5 separate regions of the Homo sapiens genome follow, and regions 1, 2, 3 and 5 are each linked to region 4. The links are chromatin loops, found by intact Hi-C in ENCODE. Cell type or tissue: Calu3. All regions are shown on one strand. Region 1 has its middle 340 kb from the start of ADAM29. Region 2 has its middle 330 kb from the start of GPM6A-DT. Region 3 overlaps GLRA3 (glycine receptor alpha 3). Region 4 overlaps LOC101928551 (a long non-coding RNA gene). Region 5 has its middle 250 kb from the start of ADAM29.

What was found. Peaks named below come from ENCODE experiments on the same cell type or tissue, not always from the same donor. Only the 100,000 strongest peaks of a DNase experiment are listed, where the experiment ranks them.
Region 1: a loop joins it to region 4, with 5 times the contacts of the local background. A loop is called at or near these places in 9 of 110 quality-filtered maps.
Region 2: a loop joins it to region 4, with 2.4 times the contacts of the local background. A loop is called at or near these places in 3 of 110 quality-filtered maps.
Region 3: it touches region 4 in a loop (4-fold over the local background); 2 of 110 quality-filtered maps call a loop at or near these places.
Region 5: a loop joins it to region 4, with 4 times the contacts of the local background. A loop is called at or near these places in 2 of 110 quality-filtered maps.

What each region holds. Positions count from the first base shown.
Region 1 is chr4:175,251,810-175,256,809 of GRCh38, forward strand. No RefSeq gene overlaps it. Among named protein-coding and RNA genes, the nearest start is that of ADAM29, 340 kb to the left of the region's middle. In Calu3, a CTCF peak has its summit at 1,886 (motif pointing left); no DNase peak of the experiment used is centred here.
Region 2 is chr4:175,452,823-175,457,822 of GRCh38, forward strand. No RefSeq gene overlaps it. Among named protein-coding and RNA genes, the nearest start is that of GPM6A-DT, 330 kb to the right of the region's middle. In Calu3, no CTCF peak of the experiment used is centred here; no DNase peak of the experiment used is centred here.
Region 3 is chr4:174,759,602-174,764,601 of GRCh38, forward strand. All of the region lies in intron 3 of GLRA3 (glycine receptor alpha 3), which reads right to left. Among named protein-coding and RNA genes, the nearest start is that of GLRA3, 67 kb to the right of the region's middle. In Calu3, no CTCF peak of the experiment used is centred here; no DNase peak of the experiment used is centred here.
Region 4 is chr4:174,871,415-174,876,414 of GRCh38, forward strand. It overlaps LOC101928551 (a long non-coding RNA gene), which reads left to right. Exons shown (of 5, transcript NR_125900.1): 5 at 4,381-4,550. Among named protein-coding and RNA genes, the nearest start is that of ADAM29, 44 kb to the right of the region's middle. In Calu3, no CTCF peak of the experiment used is centred here; a DNase peak (open chromatin) is centred at 2,727.
Region 5 is chr4:175,164,861-175,169,860 of GRCh38, forward strand. No RefSeq gene overlaps it. Among named protein-coding and RNA genes, the nearest start is that of ADAM29, 250 kb to the left of the region's middle. In Calu3, no CTCF peak of the experiment used is centred here; no DNase peak of the experiment used is centred here.

The DNA.
Region 1 (5,000 bases), 380 kb after region 4:
CATGATCCTTGCAAACTAATCTATTTAAATTATTGGTAAATATCTTAATAACAAAGGCAGCTACATATAAAGAAAAAAATAAGACTGTGCCAAATGTTTGAAATACCTACAAGGAGATTGCTTTTAATAAACATAAATAGAGAAATTCAGGATATACCCTTTTTGGGTTCAATTTTAAGAAATTACTGTTAGCCTTATGTAGTTAGTTATTACATAATACTTTTTTAAACGCCTTTTGTCACGGCTATATGTAACAAAATATAAAAATCAGATGAAATTAATGTATTTAGATTTTCCCAATATTATATGAAATATAAATGTTATGAGAGGTGGGTAGGGAAGTACTGGGACGGGAAGAGTGTGATCCCTGGCTAGTGCTCCACCCCCGGGGCTTGTGCCCATGGACCTAGGTGAGGACAGGCATTTCTGTTTTCATGCCCAAATGTTGCATTTCCCAAGACCACCTTGGCCCACTACATCCCCATCCTGTGTCTATAAAATACCCTGAGACCTTAAGTGGGCACAGACACAAGTGGCTGGACATTGAGAGGAACACATTGGCCTAACACCACACTGACAGTCACCAGCAGATGCCAGCAGGCCATCGACCAATGGAATGACCTGGAGTTTGGCTGAGGTGGTTGGAGGAGAGCTAGGCCACTAGGCAGCCCAACTCCAGGTGAAAACTCCCTTCCCATTCTATCCCCCTTCTGGCCTCCCCATTCACCTTGCGGAAAGCTACCACTCAATAAAAACCTTGCACTCATTCTCCAAGCCTATGTGTGATCCGATTCCTGCAGTACACCAAGGCAAGAACCGTGGGATGCAGAAAGCCCTCTGTTCTTATGATAAGAAAGAGGGTCTAATAGAGCTTATTAACACAAGCCACCTACAGACGGCTAAACTAAAAGAGCACCCTGTAACACATGCCCACTGGGGCTTCAGGAGGTATAAATACAACCCCCTAGACACTGCCGCCATGGGGTCAGAGCCCCACAACCTGCCTGTCTGCATGCTCCCCCTAGAGGTTTGGGCAGTGGGGCACTGAAGAAGTGAGCTACTCCCCTGTCACATGCCCTGCGAGGGGGATAAGGGAACTTTTCCCACCTCAACTGAGGACTCATCTGGGATCCCGGAAGTGAGTGTGAGCAAATGTGAAACTTGGCTCTGCGTCTCTTCCAAAACCTGCTACCTCTGTTTCTCTTTCATGTGGGTAAGAGGCTCTATTTCCCTTCATTAAGTTTTTAACCTCCCTAACCTGGCCAGTCAAAATCCCCAGACTTCGTCTTTTCTCTCCCTCACAATTTGAAATGGCTCTTATCTCTTCCCTTATATGTTAAGAGTTTTGCTACAGGCTGCGGCAAAGTTACTAAGTAAAATAAGCATTTGGCTCAGCAGACAAAGGTTCCTAGAGGTGCCATCTGTGCCTTCATCTCGATGGCCACAGGCACACACGGCTCAGGGCACCTCTCCTTATCCTTTCGCCTCCCAGCTTGGGTGCCTGAGCATGTCCATGGCAGGCAAAGGCTGAGCCAAGAGGGGGCGGGGAGAGCAGCGCCATGGCCACCAACTCTGCCTCCACTGCCTGGGACAAGGGGGCTGGAGAAAACAGGCAGTAGCCAGGACCCTACAGGACACTTCTCGCCCACCGTACCAATGGAACCTTTCTTGCCCTGGCCAAGGAATTAAGCACAGTGGGAACCAGGGGAAAGATACAAGGATTAGAGGGACCCACTTGCACTGAGCAAAGGCTTCTCCCCCCATTATCTCCCCCTTTTGCCCCTTAAACTGTTGTTCTCTTGATTCCTTTTCTAAGTGAAAGGCTCACCCTCTTAACTCTGTTTCTGATATGGAAGCTAATGGAGGAACGACCTCTGCTGGCTGATAACTGCAAATTTGGCAGGGTTTACAAACAGCCTCTAAAATACCTTTTCAGTCCCAAACTCAATCCCAAGCCTCAGGCTGAGGCCCTATAAAGAAAAACCAGGTCTGAGGGATCCAAAGACAGGCAATAGGCACAATGTAAATGGGCAGGACCAATTTCCTGCAAGTAAGTCCCCTGCCCCATGAAAGGAGGCCATGCTTCATGGCATAAACAGGCCACTGGACCTCAAAGGTTGCAGACAGCAGGAAAAAGGGAGGCATAGGTGAGAGCTGTTAATTCCTGTTCTCCAGATTTTCCCTGTTTCATTGGTACACACTGCATCGGTACCTATGGGTGGTGCCTGCCAAGGTTGCCAGGACTTGGGGTAAAAGACGTGGAAGGGAAAGGGAGGACACTCACTTTCTCTCTCCATCATACACTGAGTATTCACTAAAGGAAGGAATGGAAAGAGGGATGCCTGTATCCCTTGTCTTTCAGAATGGGCAACCAGCTCTCTTCACCACCCCCAGCTTATACTTCTCTGGAGTGTATCCTGAACCATTGGGACTGCTTTGATCCTTAGAATCTGGAGGAAAAATGCCTCACAGCCCTCTACCCAAAGGTTTGGCCAAATTATCATTCATAGCAAGGACTGGCTTGGTCTCAGGAAGGAACGATTCATTTCAATACGATCCAGTAGTTGGGCTTTTTCTGTAGATGTGAGGACAGATGGTCTGAAGCCCCATATGTGCAGGCTTTCTATACCTTGCAAGGCAACCCAGACCTCTGCCAACAATGTGGGATTGATCCAGCCCTCCTGTTTGTCGTCTCAGGGAAGGCTGCAAGGGGCAAGCCCAGGAAATTAAAGATACAAATCCCAGAGGCACTCCCAGCAGAGGAGCCAGCTCCCTCAAGCCCTTCTCCCTCCTAGAAATCCTTGCCCTCAACAAGCCTCAGTCTCGCTCTTGCCCTTCCAACAGATGCCCAATGAATTTGGGCCCAGTAAGGTCCAGGGCCCCTTCTCTGTACAGTACTTAAGGCAGATCAAGGGGGATCTTGGCAAGTTTTCACATAACTCTGATAGATAGATAGAGGCTGCAGTATTTCACCCAAATATGTGAACTCTCCTGGAGAGATGTTATGTTACCCTTTCATCAGACCCTGACAGACACTGAGAAACAGGCAACTCTGCAAGCAGCAGGGAGATCTGGGGATGAGCTTTGCATCACATACGGCGTCAGGAAAGGGAGCACATATTATTTAACTGGGGGAGAAGCAGTACCCGTGAAGGACTTAAATGGTATCCCAATGACCAGATGGAAGACTGGAAGAGGAGACACTTTCAGGTGAGCATAACAGAGGACTTATGCAAGACTAAGACCAAGCCTCTCAATTATACTAAGGTGTCCTTGATTGACCGGGGATTTGACGAAAATCCCATTGCCTTCCTGGAAAGGCTGAGGGAGCCCTTGGTAAAGCACACCTTTGCATCTCCTGATTCAGCTGAGGGACAGCTAATCCTAAAGGATACATTTATTACTCAGGCAGCCCCTGATATCAGGAGGAACTTGCAGAAACAGGCCCACCAAGGCAAGAACCCTGGGATACAGAAAGCCTTCTGTCCTTGTGATAAGGCAGAGGGCCTAATAGAGCTTAGTAACACAAGCTAACTACAGATGGCTAAACTAAAAGAACACCCTGTAACACACACCCACTGGGGCTTCAGGAGTTGTAAACACACCATCCTAGATGCTGTTGCCATGGGGTTGAAGCCCTACAACCTGCCCATCTGCATGGTCCCCCTGGAGGTTTGAGCAGTGGGGCACTGTAGAGGCGAGCCACTCCCCCTGTCACATGCCCTGCAAGGGGGATAAAGGAACTTTTACTGTTTCATTAAGATCTGAATCTTTAGAGTAAGATCTTAAATTTTAATCATTCCTTGATTTATGTAAATTAAACCTCTCTGACCACATAGAGACTTTTCAAAATTCTGTGTTTTGAAGTTTTGTTTTTGTTTTTTTGAGTTGCTCTGTCACTCAGGCTGGAGTGCAATGGAGCGATCATGGCTCACTGCAGCCCCTACCTCCCAGGATCAAGAGATTCTCCCACTTCAGCCTCCAGAGTCACTGGGACTAGGTGCTCACCACCATGCCTAGCAAATTTGAAAATATTTTTGGGGGAGACAAGATCTCACTACATTGCCCAGGCTCTTCTTGCTCAAGCAATTTTTCTGCCTTGGCCTCCCAAAGTGCTAGGATTACAGGCATAAATCACTGTGTCTGGCCTAATATACTGTTTTTGATTGAGAGAAGAGGTTTATGAGAGAAGAATACCATCATGAATGAGAGAAGAAATACCATCATTGCTCATGATGGTATTTTGGAGTGATGCTACTTTTAAAAGTTTATACCTGACCTGGTGATTATCGTAGATATCTCATAAGCATATGTAAATACTAATACAAAGATGATTTTATCAAATAAACTAAACTAATGCATTAAAAATCCTTAAAACTACCATAAGAAAACGTGGAATGGAGGATTATATCCTAAACATGATAAAATGCCATATGAAGACAACTAACAACTTAGTAATAATAGCTATCACTTGTTATGCATTAATTGGACATGCCAAGAACAAGATGATTTATACAAAAATTCCTACCCGAATGAATTATATTAAGTGATTAATATAGGGCAGGGTCCAAGACAGACCATGAGGCAAGCGTGTCAGCTTCTCAGCACCATTTGTGGAGAAATGTGTGTTGCATTGGCTTACAGCTGGTTACTGTTAACTTCCTCTGATTTCTAATATTGAATTTGATCAGCAGACAGCCTGGTTTTGACCACATAATAAGAGGAATTTTAAAAGATTCCCTCCTCAGATGATTGTGTGACTTCCCTGAGACCAGCATATCTCACAGAGTTTTCATTATCAAAATATAAAGATGAAGTACATCCTGCATATTTGAGAAAGAAACCTGTGGGCTGCCTGCTTTTGGTCTCTCATTACTGTCTCATATTTTACCTTCATTAAAACTTTACAGAAGTTTACCCTGTGGAGTTTCATAAGCCCTTGTATTGATCTGATCTGTGTTGCAATTCTGAGTAGCAATATCATTATGCTCCTTTTACAA
Region 2 (5,000 bases), 580 kb after region 4:
GATGTCACTTGTTCACCTTGGAAATACTATCCACAAGCCAAACAACTCTTGTTAGATGAGAGCTGTCTATCAGGCACTGTCCAACATAACAGCTCTAGAATCTATATGAGGATATAGTTAGAATCAGCGATGGTAGGGGGGAAAGGCTACCTGCTTATGAGTATTCTCCTCCTTGCATTCCCCAGGTAGCAAGATACTGCATCAAAAGGATTTGATCTTATATCAAAAGTTTGGACCAAGGCACTCAGGCCCTTTGGTTAATGTTTATCTTATTTGCCTCAACATTGCCCAGGTAATGCCATCTTTCTCATTATAAACTTTGGCTTTTTTTGTTTGTTTGTTTTTTTGTTTGTTTTAGTTCTCCAATGGGGGCAAATAGTGGAAACCCATCCAAAAATTTCTATCACTCTTCTGGGGAGAGTCCTTTGACTCCCTTTTTCCTTTCCCTTTTTATTTTTGTTGTTGTAGTTGTTGTTAATTACCCCGATGTTTTATTAAGCATCTGTAAGACCCATGAGGGACAGGAAATTTGATAAGGCTTCTCAAACAGTTGTGTGATTTTGTGGTAGTGATGTTACCTGGGGTATCCATGGAAAAGTGTAACCACCCACTGGGTTCACCTTGCCCGCCACCTAGACAGAGACAATTGATCAAGACAGGGGAATTGCAATAGAGAAAGAGTAATTCACGCAGAACTGGCTGTGTGGGAGACCAGAGTTTCATTATTACTCAAAGCTGTCTCCCTGAGCATTCAGGGATTGGAGTTTTTAAGGACAACTTGGTGGGTGGGGGGAAGCCAGTGAGCCACGAATGCTGATTGGCTAGGTAGGAGATAAAATCATAGGAAACTGAAGCTGTCCTCTTGTGCTGAGTCAGTTCCTGGCTAGGGGGGGTCACAAGATCAGATGAGGCAGTTAATCCATCTGGATGGTGCCAGCTGATCCATCAAGTGCAGGGTCTGTAAAATATCTTAAGCACTGATCTTAGGAGCAATTCAGGGAGGGTCAGAATCTTGTAGCCTCCAGCTGCATGATTCCTAAACCATAATTTCTAATCTTGTGCCTAATTTGTTAGTCCTACAAAGGCAGTGTAGTCCCCAGACAAGAAGGAGGTTTGTTTTGGGAAAAGGCTGTTATCATGTTGATTAAACTATAAACTAAGTTCTTTCTAAAGTTAGTTCAGCCTGCACCCAGAAGTGAACAAGGACAGTTTGGAAATCAGAAACAAGATGTTGTTAGCTAGGTCAGCTGAGTTATAATTTTGCAATGGTGGTTTCAATAGGAGTCCCCTTAACCCCTAAATTTACTATGACCTGTGTAATGGGCATATTTGGTGGGAGAATATGCTGGTTATCATAAGGTCAGTCTCATACGACTTGCATATGAAGCATACCAACTGCTTCATCTGGTGTGCTCCACTTGATATTTTACAGGGAAATTCGGTCAGTCACCATCTCAGGGCAAACAGACTGTACAGAGGCATTTATCTGGTCCAATAGGTTAGTTGCAGGAATAACCTCGTGTGCCTTGGGATCACATTATTCAGTAGTGATTGTTTAATAGTGAGTTGTGGTTCCTGCATCAACAAACAAGCTCTTTCCTTCTGCAGCATTTAAAATTAAGAATTATGTCCTTAAATTAGTGATTTTTACAATTCATTATAGTAAAGGTTTCTCAAGAAGCTGATGACAGCAATCTACAAAATGGACCAATTCCTTTACATTATACCCTCTAGTTTAATAGTTACTTGGTCTTGCCCTTCCCCCACATTGCCTATCTTCTTGAAAACCACAGGTCTCAGAGGTAACATTTGTTGCCCTGGCTTAATAATTTTTATCCATTTAGTTCTACCTGTATGTTTTCCTTTATCTTAAAGTGACTTAAATAGTTTCTTAACTAGAAAAAATATTACATTTTCTTCAGCAAAAAAACACATCCTTGTATTTTATAAGCTTCACCAAAAATACCCTTTACACTGTTATTATTTTAGATCTTAGGAACTCAAATTCCCAGTGAAAAAAACCAAAGTTACTTAATTTAACACAACAGGACTTTAAGATTTTAAACTACTGGAGATAATTTTGAAATTAAATTTACCAAATTAATCTTACCAAAGATAACAAAGGTCATGTGACTTAAAAGGCTAATATCTACCAGCTAATATCTGAACAAATATCTACCAGCCTGATAAGCACTTACTTTTTTTTTTAATCAATTGATTAGAGCTCTTTCATGTAGTTTGGTGGTGAAATATCACTTCCACATTGAGATGGGATAGTTCCCTTGACCTCTTCAGAGGACTCATGAAGAGGTGGTTCACTTACTCAGCCCACAGCTCTCAAACCCCTTGTGGGAGTGGGAGTGAGCAGGTGAGAGGGGGCAGAGACCGGGATGGGTGTTTCTAGGCACTGGCAGGAGTAGAATTCCGTAGCCTGGCAGCAGTGTCCAGGGGTTGCCCAGGACCCCCAGAGCCCCAGAAGGCATGTGTTATAGTGCTGTCCTTTAGCTTTGCCATTCATGGATGGCTTAAGTGTTAAAACAGCTCAGTGGAGAGCCAGTATGACAGCCTCCTGTACCTGCACCCAGGTTCTTGTCCATCATCCAGGAGGAATGAAGTGGCATGAACAAATCGGAGGTTGGTGAATGTGAAGGATTTTATTGTGCAGCAGAAGTGGCTCTCAGCAGCATGGGGAACTGGAAAGGGGATGGAGTGGGAAGGCAGTATTCCGCTCAAGTTCAGCCAATCCTGGCTGAACTCCTCTCCAACAGTAATCTCTGATGATTGCTTGATAAATAAATGCAAATGAAACTGTATGCTGACAATTCTTAAGATATTTCTAATACTACTTTACCAATAATTTTAAAACCAGCTTATTTATGAAAGATGTTACCTGAATCATGTGAACTTGAAAAGCATGTGGGCTTATTATTTAATTTATGAATACTCTTTAGCTTCAAGCCAATTTGCTACTTTGTGGCCAAAACCACATAACGAAATACATGTACATACACATAAACACACACAAATGCATTTGTTACAAACAAGGATCTTACAGTTTTTACTTCAGAACTCTGGCCATGAGAGATTAATACAAACTCAGCAGTTTGCAAAAACAATAATAATTTTAAAAACATTGCAAACATTGGATTTTATGTTAGTAGAAAAGTAACAGCAGACTTCAATCAGGCAGAAAAGAAAACAGAGAATTTAGGAACATTATAGTTAGTTGCAGGTCAACCTTTGGGCTCTGAGTTTTCCATGATGTTATTTGCCCATCAGTTTAAAACGTACACAAGAACAGACCTAATCTGTAACCAGCTGGAGTATTAGAAAACCTGTTATGTCCTTCCATTTTCACAATCACTTGCAAGTAGAGGTGCCATAAAGCTGGGCAGGTTGACCAAGGTGGGTCATTCTCCTTGTCTTTCCTCATTCTTAGGTGATTTGTTTTGCACATTTTTTTTTCTTAAAACAAGGAACTGGTCTGTGGCCTAGGGTTTAGTGTAGTGGAACAAGATGTGCTGACTGTGGCCAGGACTCCACAGTGAGTCACCACTGAGTCATTTCTGCCCTCCTATTACATGCCTCAGTTTCTCTCTCTGGAGGTCTAGCACCTCTGAGAGGGCTCAAAACATGGAGTGGCAAGCTCCTATATGTGTTTCCTGGATGAGCATTTTTAAACTAATTTTTTTGGGAGTTTCCTGTAGGGCTGCTGCACATCATGGGAAGGTCAACCCCCCAGACACTCCCATTCAGCCCCAGTCACCAAGGAGTACCTTTTGGCCAGAAGGAGCAAAATGCCCTTTCTCTTCAGAGCTAAGTAAACTCAATCTCTCATTTATCTATAAAAAGAGCGACAATTCAGTTCCTCATGCAAATGAGCAGAGAAGTCAATCAAGACTAATTTTGGGAGGAAAGGTAATAGAGAAGACTATTTAGAATGTACCTCCAAATTAGAATTAGGATCATAAGCAACAACTTTCTTGGAGGAAAAACACCAGCCAAGACTACTTCCTGTAAACTGTGCTCAGCTACCCCTAAATTTGTAGCTCTCATCCGCCATTATACACACCAAGATCAAATCCTCTCACATTACAAGGTCATCTCTGGTACCCACAAAGCGAAAGTGGTCAGGTAATAAAATATAGGAGAGCTTCAGACATAAGAAGAATTTGCCCACGACTGTTGAAACGCCACAAAGAAAACAGAGCACCCCAAAAGGGATGAGTGGCGTCTTTGTTTTGAGTTCTTTCAGGGGCTTGAGTCATTAGAAGCCTTCTCTAGATTTTTTCTTGGTACTGAAGACAGCAAAGGGGAAAGCAGGAATAGGGTGAAAGAAAAGTAAACAAAACAAAGAAAGTTTTGTTTTTAAGAAGGGAAGCAAACATAGAAACCAAGTGCATGGTTTGTTGTTGTTGTTGTTTTCTTCTTTTTGAAGCTGTGAGAAATTCTAGCCAATTCAGAAGTCTTGTTGCCCATAATCTGGGATTCTCATTTGAATTTGACAAATTTGAGTAGAGTTGGTCAAATCTGATGGGAGAAAGACCAGAACAACAACAACAACAAAACCAACTATATAGTCTTTGAGTGTTCTTGTGGTAAGGAGAAATTAGGCTCAACTGGTTGTCAATTTTAACCTTTAGTCATTAAGGATAATTTCCAAGACAAAAGTCCCCAATTCAGCTACTTACTGGGAATGAGATTGGGGATCCTATGGAGGGAGGGGAGCTCCTGGGTCTTGGCAAATTGTCCTATTGGTTTGAACCATAAGGAAATCTCAAGCTGGTACCAAGCACCGATAGGAGATTTGTCAAAAGTCAGGGGAAACTCCACTCAGAATCCCTTCGTGGTTATCAGTTTGTCAACCCCAAATACCTGAGACAGGTCTCAATCAATTTAGAAAGTTTATTTTGACAAAGTTAAGGACACGCCAGTGACACCCTCAGGAGGTCCCAACAATATGTGCCCAAGGTGGCCAGGGTACAGCCTGCTTTTATACA
Region 3 (5,000 bases), 110 kb before region 4:
TACTAATTAATACTTTAAACAGAATTTTTAAACTGTGTGTTTGGTAAGTTGTCCTATTAAATATCAAGTCTAATATAAACTGTACTAAACAAGACAACGTGATATCAGTGCAGGCATAGACAAATAGATCATTAGCATAGAACTTGAAACCGACCCATTAAATTTCATTACAAATTATTGGAAGTAATTATTCAATTGTGAAATGAAAATAAATGCCTACCTTACAAATTACATGTACGTATACATATACAACTGTACAAAACTCCAAGGGGACTAAAACCTAAACAAGAAAGCAAAACTCTTTTATCAGATAGTATAAGAAAATATCTTTATGCACTTGGGTGAGAGAAGAATTTCTTATGGCAAAGAAGCATAGAGTATTAAGCAAACAAGGTTAAATTTTGTGAATTAAAATTATTTATACATCAAAAAGAATGCCTTGAAGAGTAGAATAAATGTTTAAAATGCATATAGCTGACAAAGTATTCATCTTCAGAATATTGTGTGTGTATGTGTTAATTGTGTGTGTATAATAAAAACAAGCAACCTTAAATGGAGAAAATATATTAAGAAGCATTTTGCATAAAGAACATCTGAATCATTTATTAAAATGCTTAACCTCACTGTTTATCAAGGAAGTACATGATAAGCAGGAATTAAGTCCAACTTTACAACCATTATGTAAGTTAAAAAATTAGAAGTGGGTAAATACTAAGTGTTGGAGAACATGTAAAACAATAGGAAATCTCATAAAATTGCTAATAGGTGCTTCAAACAGAATGACCACATTGGAGAGCAATTTAGTAATTTGAATGGGGAGCAATTTAGTAATTTCCAAGTAATTACCAAGTTATCTCACTCCTAGGAATATACCCTGTAGAATAGCTTGCATATATATACTATATTAGAAGGTAATACACAATGATTTTTTTTTTTTGAGAGGGAGTCTGGCTCTGTAGCCTAGGCTGGAGTGCAGTGGCACCATTTCAGCTGGCTGCAAACTCCGCCTCCTGGGTTCAAGCAATTCTCCTGCCTCAGCCTCCCGAGTAGCCGGAATTACCGGCTCCTGCCACCCTGCCGGCTAATTCTTGTTTTTTTAGTAGAGATGGGGTTTCACCATGTTGGCCAGGCTGGTCTTGAACTCCTGACCTCAGGTGATCCGCCCTATGCAATGATTTTCAATGCAGAGATGATCTGTAGTATTGAAAACATTAGAAACAACCTACATGTCTAGCAAAGTAGAATGGATAAATATATTATGAAATACTGAAATGAAAATGAAAAAAACCTTGTCTACATATACAAGCATGGAGTATCTCAAAAAAAACATAAATTTATACCTGAAAAATGAAGCCAAACTAAGCTACATGTGTATACTTCAATATGGTCATTTTGATTATATTTTCATACATACAGAATGAACATTTATATCTTAATATCAAACTCAGGAATAAAGCTTACCTTAAGAAAGGAAGTTTCATGTATTTGTACTGTTTAATTTCTTAAGATGGTGATAGTTTTTTTTAGTGTTACTTATAATCCATGCATCTTGGTATGCCTGTAACTTTTTTTTAATAAAAAATACTTCAAAAAGAATGTCTAGTAGTTTAAAGATTCCCTTAACATATATATAGATATATGGAGAGATAGATAGATAATATCATTTTTTATGCTGTATTGGCTTAGGTATCTCTCGAGAATCTAACGACTCAATAATTTAAAGTAGCATTTATATATAAGTGCTTACTGTTGCAAGTAAAATGTGAGCCTATCATTTGTATGAAAATTGAAAAACTGTAGGTTTGGACACTTCTGTGAGATCACACTGGACCCTCAGATCCTTCCTTCCAATGTGCCATGCATCTATGTACACCGACACCTGAAAAACTATTAACCCAAAATGTCTCATCTTTTTTGTTCTCATTTTATAAAAATGGTTTATTTTATGGGCACTGGTGAAAAGTAATGGTTCAATGTATAAATATTGATTTAAATCACATAGCAGCACAATTCTCTAACTTTCTAACATATGTGTAACAAGATGGAGAGTCATCTGTTTTTTGAAGATAGATAAAACCAATATGTTCATTTAAAAATACTGTACTACTGTATATACATGCCCAAACTACTATGGAGACTGTGAGGGGTAGGATTTAAAAGGGGTATAAGCAGGCTCTGGGATGCTACTTTTGACTTGAGTGTGGTTACATGAATGTGTGCACTTTGTATTAATTCACTGTACTTCACTCCTATAATTTGTGCACTTTTTTGCATATGTATTGAATAAAAAGTTAGGAAAAGGAGGCTCATTATTTTATCTTTATAATGGAAAAAAGTTTATGATTCAGTAATAAGTAAAGAAGTGATTTGTCAGAATAAAATGATTACATCATCCTTTGTGCTTAGCAAAATGTTTGGTTCATTATATGCTCCCACAAAAAGATTCACTGAATGAATGAATGCATAAACCATGTAAAAAATATGTGCAGTCAAAACATTTAGAAGTAAATATAAATGTAGCTAACTGCTAATAGTGCTGGGTTTGTGTGGGGGCGTTATGGGTGGTTGTTTTCTCTCTTTTTCAAATTTTAAAATAAATAATGGACTTTTAATGTCATCGTGGGTGTAGCCAGTCCCATAAGGTGCTTCTATGATGGAAATTTCTTTCTTGCTTCTGTCATAGTTATGCTTCATAGTGTGTGTATATATATACATATTTCTATTTTGGAGTTTTTCTTAAAAGTTTGACAGTTAGCTGAGAACATCTGGACCACCTATAGCCAGCCCCCATCCCCAGATCAGATCAAATGGAATTCCCTTTTACCTATATCATGGAAGCTGCTTATCATCTCAGTGATTTTTTTCTTCAAGATTATTCATTTTTGGTTCTTATAACTAGGTATTTTAAGTACTGGAAGGCATAGGGTTAGAGAAATCACATATTAATGCTGTAGACATTCATAGTCCTGCAGACTTTTTCTGATGAAAAATAAAAGCTTTCATTTAAAGCTTTTTGTCTAACTTCTAACGTTCTCACCTGTGATCACCAAATAGATATGCTCTGCCTGACACACTTGGCGTGTTAAATTTTAAATTTGTGAAGGTTTTTGTTTACTTTTAAATAATCTTTTGAATTAAGATATAACAGCCATTCATAACATACACAAGTCTGCAGTGTCCATTAAAAGATTCTGACATATGCATATACCTGTGTTACTACTACCCAGATCAAAAAATAGAACAATTTTGGTACCCAGAAGGCTCCGTGGTACCTCCTCACAATCAGTTACCAACCACCTCCCACCCCTGACCAAAGATAGTCTATCAGAATTCAGAAGTCTTTTATCATCAGAATTGATTTTTTCATGTTATTGAACTTCATACAAACGGAAGTAATTGGTACATGTTCTATTGTGTTTGTTTTCTTTAGCTCATAATTATGTTTATGAGAAATATCCATGTTGTTGCTATGTAATATTCCATTGTCTCAATTGTGAAAATTAATGATGTGACTTGGGGTTATTACAGTCATACCCAACTAGATGGGAGTTAAGGACCATGGGGAAAAAGCACTCAGGTCACAAAGCTCCTGCTCCAGGAACTGTCTGGCAAGCCAGGCTGCAGAAATAACTTGCTATATCTTAAAACCCATTTTACCTAGTAACTGCTTCCATGTAACTGCTACCTTCCATGCCTCAAAGATTAGTTTACCTTCCACCAAGATTAGTTTTACCTACCACCATCACTCAACAATTACAGCTTGCCAAAGCTGGAAGAACTTGTCTAGGCCAATGAACTTTCTTTCAAAACATTTTACAAAACTTTTCTCTTAACCAATAAAACCCCAATCTTTTCTTTTGTTCTGTGGACACCCTGAAGACCAGCCAGGTCTGTGTGTATGCACCAAATTACAATTTGGTTTTTGCGTATATTTCCAAAGAAAACCTTTCTTTGCATTTGCATTTCTTTGCATTGTTAGACCCAACTTAACAAATGCTTTCATCCTGGCACATAAGCCTTATCCACAACTCATCATAGGTTTGCAGGAGCACACTTCATATAAAAGCCACTTAATGTGGAGATCTTAAGCTTCCCCTCATTGAAATAATCACGTGCTTCTTTTATCATCACAGTTTAAAAGGCAGGACAGATGTGCCTCTCTCGCCAAGACCATGTTCCCAAACAGTAATGATGGTAAACTAGTTTTATTTTTAATTTAATATTTTTAAGAACGGGAATTTCCAGTAGTTGTTAAATCATTATCTGTTTAAGAAGAATGTGAACTTGAAATAATTGAGGTGGAACAAGTCCTTAAAGAATCTCATTATGACTCATATATGAGGGTAATAAGGAAGTTAAAATGCTCATAATATTTGTAGAAAAAAGTTTGGTGACTATGTGTAAAATAATGAAACTGTACTCAAGTGAGAATGGTTGGTACTACATGAAATTAATCAGATTAACAATATTGGGAAAGGAGTTTAACAGCTAAAAAGAGATTTGAGTTTATATTGTTAAACTGCACACGCATTTTTTTAAATTTGTGCAAGAAAAATATGAAAAATACATTGTTTGAATTAACTTAATTAACAAAAAGTGGCCTAAAAAGTAGACTAATAGAGAAATTTTCCCAAGGATTAAAGAATAACCTCAAATGGGAGAGCTGTATTTAAAAGTGAGACATACCAGTTATAGACTAGACCAGCAGAGGGAGCTCAATATATTTAGCCAGTAAAGACATTGAAGACAGTTAAGATTCTTGTTAAGCAGACACATATGGAAGAGGATAATTACGTAGTTTTATTTTAAATATGAATTCTCAGACATAAATATATTCATTAATGATTACAGATAATTTGAGATTCCATCCTCTCAATTTTAATTGACTGCCTTAGTTGAATTCAATTATTCGTATTATAAGAACAGAAGTCAGCCTGTGCGACAGACTCCGTCTCAAAAAAAAAAAGAACAGAAGTAAACTATATTCAGCGTAAGAAGTG
Region 4 (5,000 bases):
CTTGTCTAGCTACCATTGGTTTTGAGTCTTTTCTAGTACATGTTGTTCCTATTGGTCTAGTATATCTGCTGTCTGAGCATTCACCTTTGTTCACTTACTATTTCACACATTTCTAGAATTACTCTATCAACATAGAAATAGTATTGGATGATGGATGCCACTCCAACTAGTTATGAACAAATGTGGCACTTTATCAGTAGTTGAGCAACAGGCTAAGAAACAGTAAACACTTCAGGACAGAAGGTTGGATAACTTATTATGTGGCAAATATTTCATAAAATTGCTGTGTGCCATAATGTGAAAAGCAGACCAAGATTTTACTGTACCTGTATTTCTTGGGAAATTTTGTTCTAAAAATTAAAAACATTTGTGTATGTTGGCTTTACTCCCTCTCCCTGTAAAATGGGACTTTAAGAAATAACAGTTCATGCAATAACTATCTGCTTTGATAGCTGAAATGGGAAAGAATAGAGAAATTTACCGCTTAGCAAGATTGAGAAAATCTACAGACAAGAAGGGTAAAACAAGACAGAGAACAAGTTAAGGGCAACAAATACCCAGTAAAGTTTCCCAGTTAATCTAAGTGACTCAGTCCAGAAGCAAAGATCAGATAAGGTTTTACTTTGCCTTTCAAGTGAAGTGTTTTAGGTGGTCTCAAAATAGCCACCATTAGGTTGAGAGTGAAAGGTGTGGAAGGGAGAAAACGAGGTAAGACAGACTTGAGAATTATTTCTAACAAAGGACTTTCATATAGTTCCTGGTACTTAGCATTGATTAGAAGCAAAAGCCTCCCCAAGTCACAGGAAATTTTTCTGGGGAAATTTGATAACTAGTTGTATGTATCAACTTGACTGGATATTACTTTCTCCTACTTGATGATTCAGACACTCGGACTGTTTCTAAATTTTTGTGCAAATAGTTCCCAAGGATTCAGGGACTTCTGTTCCCAGCTCAAAATCTGGGATCTCACTCCCTGATTCTGTATTCTAGCAACTCCAACACAGATCCTACACTGTCATGATCCTGCGTTTCAGTAACTAGCAGACAACTATATGCCCTTATCCCCTTTCCCATCCATTTTATAGTTACAGTGCAGGGACAAGACATCCATGATAAAAAGCAAAACAAATATGCCACCTGAATATTCAGAGAAGGGAAGAATAAGAAAACACACCAACTCCAGTTCAAGGCAAAGGGGCAATCCTATAGGAGGGCGTCATGAAGCCCTGCTCTGGCAGGGGTGGAAGTTCCTGAGTAGACAGTAATTCTGCTCTCTGAAAGGATCATTGTTCTCTGTGAGCCTTCATTGCACTCTACATAGATTTCCTAGTTCATGTTCCTGTTAGAGTCATAGGTGAGGTGGATGTCTACAAGAGTATTTAAGGAGGAAATCAAAACCTGACTTGATAGACTGAGTAAAGATCACCCTTCACCAGTGCAGGTGGGCGTCATTCAATCCACAGAGACCCTGAACAGAACAAAAAGGTGAAGGAAGGAAGAATTCACACTCTCTTTTTCAGCCAGGACATCTGTCTTCTGCTCTTGGACATCAGTGCTCCTGATTCCCAGGCCTTAGGACTTGAGTCAGGACTTTTATCATTGGCCCTCCATTCAGTTCTTGGATTGCAAGTATACCAGCAGCTTTTCTAAGCCTCTAGCTTGCAGACAACAGACCATGTGACTTCTCAGCCTCCAGAAGAATGTGAGCCAATCCCTCATTAAAAAATCTTTTTGTATATATCGCTCTATATATGTCCTAACAATTCTGTTTCTCTGGAGAACCGTAGCAATAAAAAAAAATCAAAATCCCTGAAGTAGAAAGCCTTTGATATTTGTTCTTGAACTGCTATCAGATCCCAAAACACACACAAGCACAAAGCATGCTAGTAAAGCCCCACAGCCATCACAGAGGGAATAACGCCAACATCCACCTCACCTCTGACTCTAACAGGAACATGAACTAGGAAATCTATGCAGAGTGCAATGAAGGCTCACAGAGAACAATGATCCTTTCAGAGAGCAGAATTACTGTCTACTCAGGAACTTCCACCCCTGCCAGAGCAGGGCTTCATGACGCCCTCCTATAGGATTGCCCCTTTGCCTTGAACTGGAGTTGGTGTGTTTTCTTATTCTTCCCTTCTCTGAATATTCAGGTGGCATATTTGTTTTGCTTTTTGTCATGGATGTCTTATCCCTGCGCTGTAACTATATAATGGATGGGGAGGGGAGATAAGGGCATATAGTTGTCTGCTAGTTACTGAAACGCAGGATCATGACAGTGTAGGATCTGTGTTGGAGTTGCTAGAATACAGAATCGGGGAGTGAGATCCCAGATTTTGAGCTGGGAACAGAAGTCCCTGAATCCTTGGGAACTATTTGCACAAAAATTTAGAAACAGTCCGAGTGCCTGAATCATCAAGTAGGAGAAAGTAATATCCACAAGTTATGATAGTGTAAAATTCTATTGTGTTAAGCCACTGAAATTTGCAGGTTTCTTTCTTAAAATACTAGTGTTATCCTTAGTTGGCAATTCTCAAATTAGTATTCATTTTCAGCACCTAAAGAGCCTTTTCAGACTTTTTATTTATAATGACCTCTTATTAAATTTTACTGTCTGTTTATGTTTTATATGTGTATCTTTGCATTACATATAAGAAGAGAACTATTCTCCCTCCACACCAGAATCATTTTTTTTTTTGCCCCTTGAGGGCGCAATTGCCTGATTGAGAACAGGTGCCCAGAATGATGCTAAGATGTGTTCCCTCTCCTGCCCACCTCTCTTTCCTCTCTTAAGGTTCCCATCTATCACTGCACACTAATCATGTTCACCTTCTTTCTATTTCTTGAACATGAAAAGCTCTTTCTAACCTGAAGGTCTTTTTTATTTGTTTACTCTTTTCCTTGAAAACTTTTAATTTCAGTCTTTGTACTGCTGACTTCCTCTAATTTTTTGTGATATTTCTTAACATTTTCTTAAATGTTACCTTTTCAGAGAAACCTGTTTCTAAGGTGATCTACTCTTGTTATTCTTAGTATTCTGTTTTCTTTCATAGCACTTATGATAATTTTAATAATATATTTGACTATTTTGATATGTACTTATTCTTATGCCCGTCACTCACTACAAGACACTCCATATATACTTGGAATTAATATACTTGCTAATTAATACTGAAGAGCAGACATAAAAATGATAAGTTAATGAATAAAGCAAGCAAGCAAGAAAGAAAGGAATCAATAGCAGGTCAATTCCACTATTTTTAAATTAACCTTCTTTTCACTCCATTTCCTCTTTTGCTGTCTAGAGTTCAAAGTTCATATTTGGTTTTGCTAAACTTTAGAGAAATTTCTCATTAACCTGTGAAAGAAATGTTAAGTATAAAATTTCACTAAAGCTGAACAAGTTCATGCTCACCACTTCAGGTCCATCTGGTAGCTTCTTGCCCAGATTTCCTTCTCCTGAACTTCTCATCCAGAACTTTCAAGATGTTTTCCAGAGGCCCACGATAATACTTACTAATAAATATGTTACAAAAGTTAGTGACCACATGTACTACCTGAAGGTGTTTCCAAGGAGAAGATTTCCCCTCTCCACTGTCTTTCAAGGCCACCCCTCAGTGAAGTTGTAGTGTTCAGTCAACCCTTCTGTGAACCAGGCTTTAGTTTCCTTCTTCCTTTTTCATTCTTCTATTAGCTGGTCACTGGGGCTTCACACAAAGGCACAGGTGTAGGTGGAGATAGATATGTTGATGTAGAGTAGGTGGTGGATGGGGTGGTTCCTACTTGTTTATGTAATTTACTTATGCCATCCAGATCTGCTTGGGCTTAATCCCACATATACCACTTTCAATTTATACTGGTTTGTTGCTAGGTGGCCTACATTTATGACATGATGAGTCTGACAATGATTAGTGTATGATGGGCAGCTTTAGTCATATGGTCGTTTGATGCCTTACAATCAGATATTCAGTTTCCAGTAAGGCCCCCAATCCAGAAATTGTACTGCAAGTGGTTTACAATTCCCTGCTGAAGAGGAAGGTCTTATTCCAAACCCTAGTGGCCTGTGCTGTAACTTTCTTATTAGAGTACTCTGAGGACTCCACACAATGTTCTTTTCTACAGCAGAGCTCAGAATATTATAGCCTACGGGACAAATCTGACTCAGGGCCTGGTTTTGTAGTTAAGGTTTTATTGGAACATAGACACACTTATTTGTTTACATATTGTCTGTGGTTCCATTTGCACTACCAAGGCAGAGTTGAATAATTTTGGGATAATGGTAGCGTTGAATAGTTGTACTACATCAGCAGAGTGTAGTCATTGCAGCAAAGACCCTAAGGCCTTCAAAGCCTAAAATATTTACTACCTGGCCATTTACAGAAACATTCTGCTGACTCCTGCTCTATAACTTGTTGGATCTGCCAGATCATATCACCCAAGTGGTAAGGCTGTTTCTACAACAGCGTACAACTGCTGCTAAGCTGACTTCGGCTCTAGACCCACTCAAAATTGGCAGTGTTCTAAGTCACCTGATAAATGAATCAAAGCAGTACGCCCTAGTATGGTATGTGTTATTTCAAAAATCTGCAAATGTCTGCCAAGCATTGCAACCTTTCAGTAGCAGGAAGTTCTGATGTCCTGGCATGCACCATATCATTGGATCCTTAAAAGTTTCATTAATATGGCAGGTCCCTTGCTCTAGCAAGCAGTCAACTTAAAAAGGCATACATGATCCGGCGCAGTTGCTCACACCTGTAATCCCAGCACTTTGGAAGGCCGAGGTGTGTTGGATCACCTGAGGTCAGGGGTTCAAGACCAGCCTGGCCAACATGGTGAAAACTCATCTCTACCAAAAATACAAAAAGTAGCTGGGCATGGTGGCAGATGCCTGTAATCCCAGTTACTCGGGAGGCTGAGGCAGGAGAATTGCTTGAACTCGGGAGGCGAGGTTGCAGTGAGCCGAGATCGCGCCACTGCGCTCCAGCCTGGGCGACAGAGAG
Region 5 (5,000 bases), 290 kb after region 4:
GCAAAACACAAGTTACTGGAGAAGCAAGCTATATTTTAAGAGATACTTGCAATACTTAAGCTCACCACAATAGCAACAGGAGGTGGCTACAAAATTATTACAGTATTACAGTATATAGTAAATGATAAAATAGACTAGTACCTACATATATTTTATCCATTCATGACATATCTAACTTTAAAATTGTTTTCCTGATATTTCTATGCTATATGTTTCATTCATCTGTGAGGTTTTTTTCAAATTGTCACAAATCTCTAACTTTTTTTTCAATATAATTTTAAAAATACATATATAAGTGGATCCCTGAAGTTCAAACCCCTATTGCTCATAGGTCAATTGTATATACACGTACACACACAGATATATATATATATATATGTGTATATATATATAAAATATATATATATATGTTTACAACCATTTTAGCTGCAGAAACCCAATTATTCTCATGTTCCTTAGACAAATTTTTTAGAAATGACCTGAGATATATGGCCATTTTGAAGTAAAATACCTATATTTCATTAAAAAATTCAAACAAGAAACTTTTTACTCAGTTAACATTTGCCAGGTACGTTCCTTCTGGTACTGTATGAAGTTCACTAATTCTTTAGGGACAATGCATTAGTCCTCTATTATTGAAGGTTTCACTTTTCATAATTTCAGTTACCTATGTCAATCTTCATCTGAAAATATTAAATGAAAATTTGCACTAATAAACAATATATTTTAAATTGCATGAGTTCTGAGTAGTGTGAAGAAATGATTAAATCTCATGCCATCCTGCTCCATCCAGCCTGTGATACGAATCGTCCCTTTTTCCAGCATTGTTCATGCTGTATAAGCTACCTGCCCTTTAGTCACTTCATAGGTTTCTTAGCTATCAGATCAACTGTTGACTTATAGGAAAACTTTTGTTCAAGTAATCTTTATTTTATTTAATAATGGTCCCCAAATCCAGAGTAGTTATGTGGGCAATTAAGAGATGCTAAAGAGACACCATGAAGTGCTTGCATTAAGTGAAAAGATGAAAGTTTTTTATTGAGTAAAGAATGAAAAAATTATATGCTGAGGTTGCTAAGATCTATGGTAAGAATGAATCTTCTATCCATGAAATCTTGAAAAAGGGGAAAAGAAATTCATGTTAGTTTTGCTGTCACACTTCAAACTGCAACAGTTATAGTCACAATGCATGACAAGAGCTTGGTTAAAATGGAAAAGGTATTAAATTTGTGGGTGGAAGACATAAAAACAGAAAATGTGTTCCTATTCCTATCCATTACAGCAACATGTTCTATCAGAAAGCTTTGAGCCTTTGTGAAGACTAGCAAGGAATCCCCTGAAATGGAGTGACACTATGCCATCTACTGCAAGTAATGGAATTGTACCACAAATTCAGAAATAGGTTTAGACTGAAAAATATAAAATTTACTGGAGAGGCTATGTCTGCCAATGAAGAAGCTGTGCCACATTTCTGGCTGAGGCGAAGATTAAGGGGAAACAATATCAACCAAAGCAAATATTCAATTGTGATAAAATTACGCTCTTCTGGAAGAAGATGCCCACAGAACCTAAATTCATCAAGGTGCAAAGTAGGCACCAGGTCATAAAACATGGAAGGACAGATGAACTATGTGGCAACAGTGCAGGGCATATGATAATGACAAGCATAGTGTAGAAAGCAAAAAATTTACACACTGTAAAAAATTATCTGTGCATGTTCTGGCAACATAATCTGAAACAGACATCTAGTTTATGGAATAATTTCACCAATGTTTCATTCCAGGTGTGAAAAAATACTTGAAGGAAGGATAATTAGAATTTAAAATCCTTTTACTAATAAACAATGCACCTGGCCAGCCTGAATCTGTTTTCTACCAAAATGAAAATGTTGAAGTTGCATTTTTACCTTCAAATACAACCCCATTTATTCAGCCCCTTGACCAAGGAGTCATTTGGTTTGCCAAGGCTACATATACACCTGCCTGGTATGTGATTGCGTTAGATCAGCAATTGAAACAGACCTTAATCTATACATAGTGCAGTACTGGAAATCACTCACTACTGCTGAGGCAGTAACATTCATCAAAACTGCAATGGATGAATTAAACCAGAAACTGTAAATGCCTGCTGGATGCACTTACAGAGTGAAGTCATGAATAATTTTAAAAGTTTCCCGGCCAGGCGCGGTGGCTCACGCCTGTAATCCCAGCACTTTGGGAGGCTGAGGCGGGGGGATCACGATGTCAGGAGTTTGAGACCAGCCTGGCCAGTATGGTGAAACCCCGTCTCTACTAAAAATACAAAAATTAGCCAGGCGTGGTGGCATGCACCTGTAATCCCAGCTACTCAGGAGGCTGAGGCAGGAGAATAGCTTGAAGCCAGGAGGTGGAGGTTGCCGTGAGCCAAGATCGCGCCACTGCACTCCAGCCTGGACGACAGAGCGAGACTCCATCTCAAAAACAGAAACAAACAAACAAAACAAAACAAAACAAAGTTTCCCAGAGTTGACGAAAATTAGAAGAATCATTCATGTGGCAATAAAAGTTGGTAAGAAGAATTTGCCAACATGCTTGATGCAGAAGTGGGAGAACATATTGAACACCATCTAGTAGTATTAACAGGGGACAAATTGGAAGAGCTTGTTGAGTCATCTACAGAGAAAGAGAAAAATGATAAAGAAAGAACTAAAGTAGAATCGTGAATGCAGACATTTCTAAAATTGGTCCAACTGTCTTGAATTGCTAGATTAAAGGGAAAATTATGGAATATGATTCTTGGATGCAGCATGGCATTAAATTCACCCATATGGTCAGAGAAGGATTACAACCTCTGCAGCAACACTCCGACGAATTGATAAGAAACAGACATCAACGTCAAATTACAACGTTTCTCCTAAAGCTATCTGCAAAAATTCCCTTAAACAGGATTCCTAATTATCGATATTGTCTTCTGCTGATATCCAGCCATCAACATTGTCATGGCTTGATGATCCAGGATCACCCAAAGCAGATGATCTTCCTGAAATAGCATCGGAAGGTCAATAATAACTTAATGTGACACCACAATGCCTACATCATTCACCTCACTTCATTTCACCAAGTAGGCATTTGTGTCATCTTACATTATCACAAAAAGAAGAGTGAGTACAGTACAATAAGATATTTTGAGAGGGGAGAGAGACCACATTTACATAACTTTTATTACAATATATTGTTATAATTGTTTTATTATTGCTTATAGTACTTAATCTCTTACTGTGCCTAATTTATAAATGTAACTTCATCATAGGAAGGTATGTATAGGAGAAAACATAGTACATATAGTGTTTGGTACTATCTGCAGTTTCAGGCATCCACTGAGGGTCTTGGAACATATCCTTATTGATAAGGGGGCCTACTATACATTGCCAATGCAGGGGCTGTTAGCATCCAATATACAGTTAATAACACATGTAAGGGGAAAATCAAAATTAAGTCCTGGAGTAATTCCCAGTCTAAATCATTCCAACATTACTTTAATGAGATGTTTGTGTGCCAAAATTAATGTTAAAATATAAATAAGGCCATTTTAGAAAGACGCCCCAGACAAGTTTCAAGATTCAAGTCACTAAATGAAAGGGTCTCAATCTTTCTAATCTGCATAAGGATAAGCCATATCAGCATCCATTGGGTTAAGGCTTTTAAACATATATTTTAATATGAAAAGGTTCTTTCTTTTCCTTTTCCCTACTCTTCAGTACTAAATATAGAGACCTTTGTCAGACACATTTTCATAAGTTATGATCAACTCTCATGTTGCAAATGCAGGATAAGAGAAACTGTTCTCTTTTGGTCTGATGTTAGATGCCTGCCAATGAAGAGTCCCCTAAGTTTCCTCTGCTGTGAATAACATATAAGAAGGTGTCAAAAGCAGTGAAAATTTTCTAATGGAGTCTTCCAGACAATCACAATGGTGATTATTTACATCGCAAAAAAAATGTGTGCTGTTTCTTGAGATCGAATAAGCAGAATAGATTTATTTTTGCAATTACCTACAATTTGATAAACACAGATAAATATTGCTTAGAAAACACATTAATATTCTTAATCTAATCTTCATTCTTCTATAAATACATCTAATAATGCCTTGTATTGCATACTCTTCTGAAATAAAATGTCTGTCTCTTAATTAGGATGTGTATAATGGCAGCTCTGAAGACATTATCCTGACATAGAACATTACAGAAGGATTTGAAATATAATGTAGACTGTATATATTTCATAAACAATGCATATTCATATATATAAAATTTAATGTGTTTATTGATAAAAAAGAAATATATCTAGGAAGAGGAAATTTATTTTAGAGATTATTTTATTCACTCACAATAGAAGGTGACAAATAACTTTTTCACATAATTTTTGCAAAATGTGCTGTATTACAAGCACCTTTGAGAGGAGCATTGAATGCATATTACATTTTATATACATTGTAAAATCCACCTCTCATCATTAAAAGCCAAAACTTTTCAAAGTAGTTATTGAAGACCAAAACTATTTCCTGTGGAACAAACAAAGCATTAAATTAAATTAAGTTCCTTTTTTAATGCCATATTGGAAACTTTGGCAAAAATATAAAGGATCAAATTTAAGACAGTACAAATGTTACTTAAAAGGTAAGAGCAAGCACCTCTAAACAGTAAAATTTGTTTCCTGAATATGAATTTAGACCATGTTAGATACGAGTGAGAATAGTCTGTGAGAGATTTGCACTCTTACTAGATCAGATGTTTTGCACATGCTGTTGTAGTGGGCGTCTAGTCCAAGAAACTCGCTGAAGGACGCGTTAAAATTTTTCATGAGAATTGTAGCCTATCTCCCTTAAGTACATGTAAGACTGAGAATAAGAAGTTTTCACAAGGGTGTGCTGAGGGAGCACAGAGTTGAGGAGTGAAGATACAGGGGAGCATTGACTTGAGATTAAGTATTTCTTTCTTTAGTTAAAAAATTTGCATGCTAACT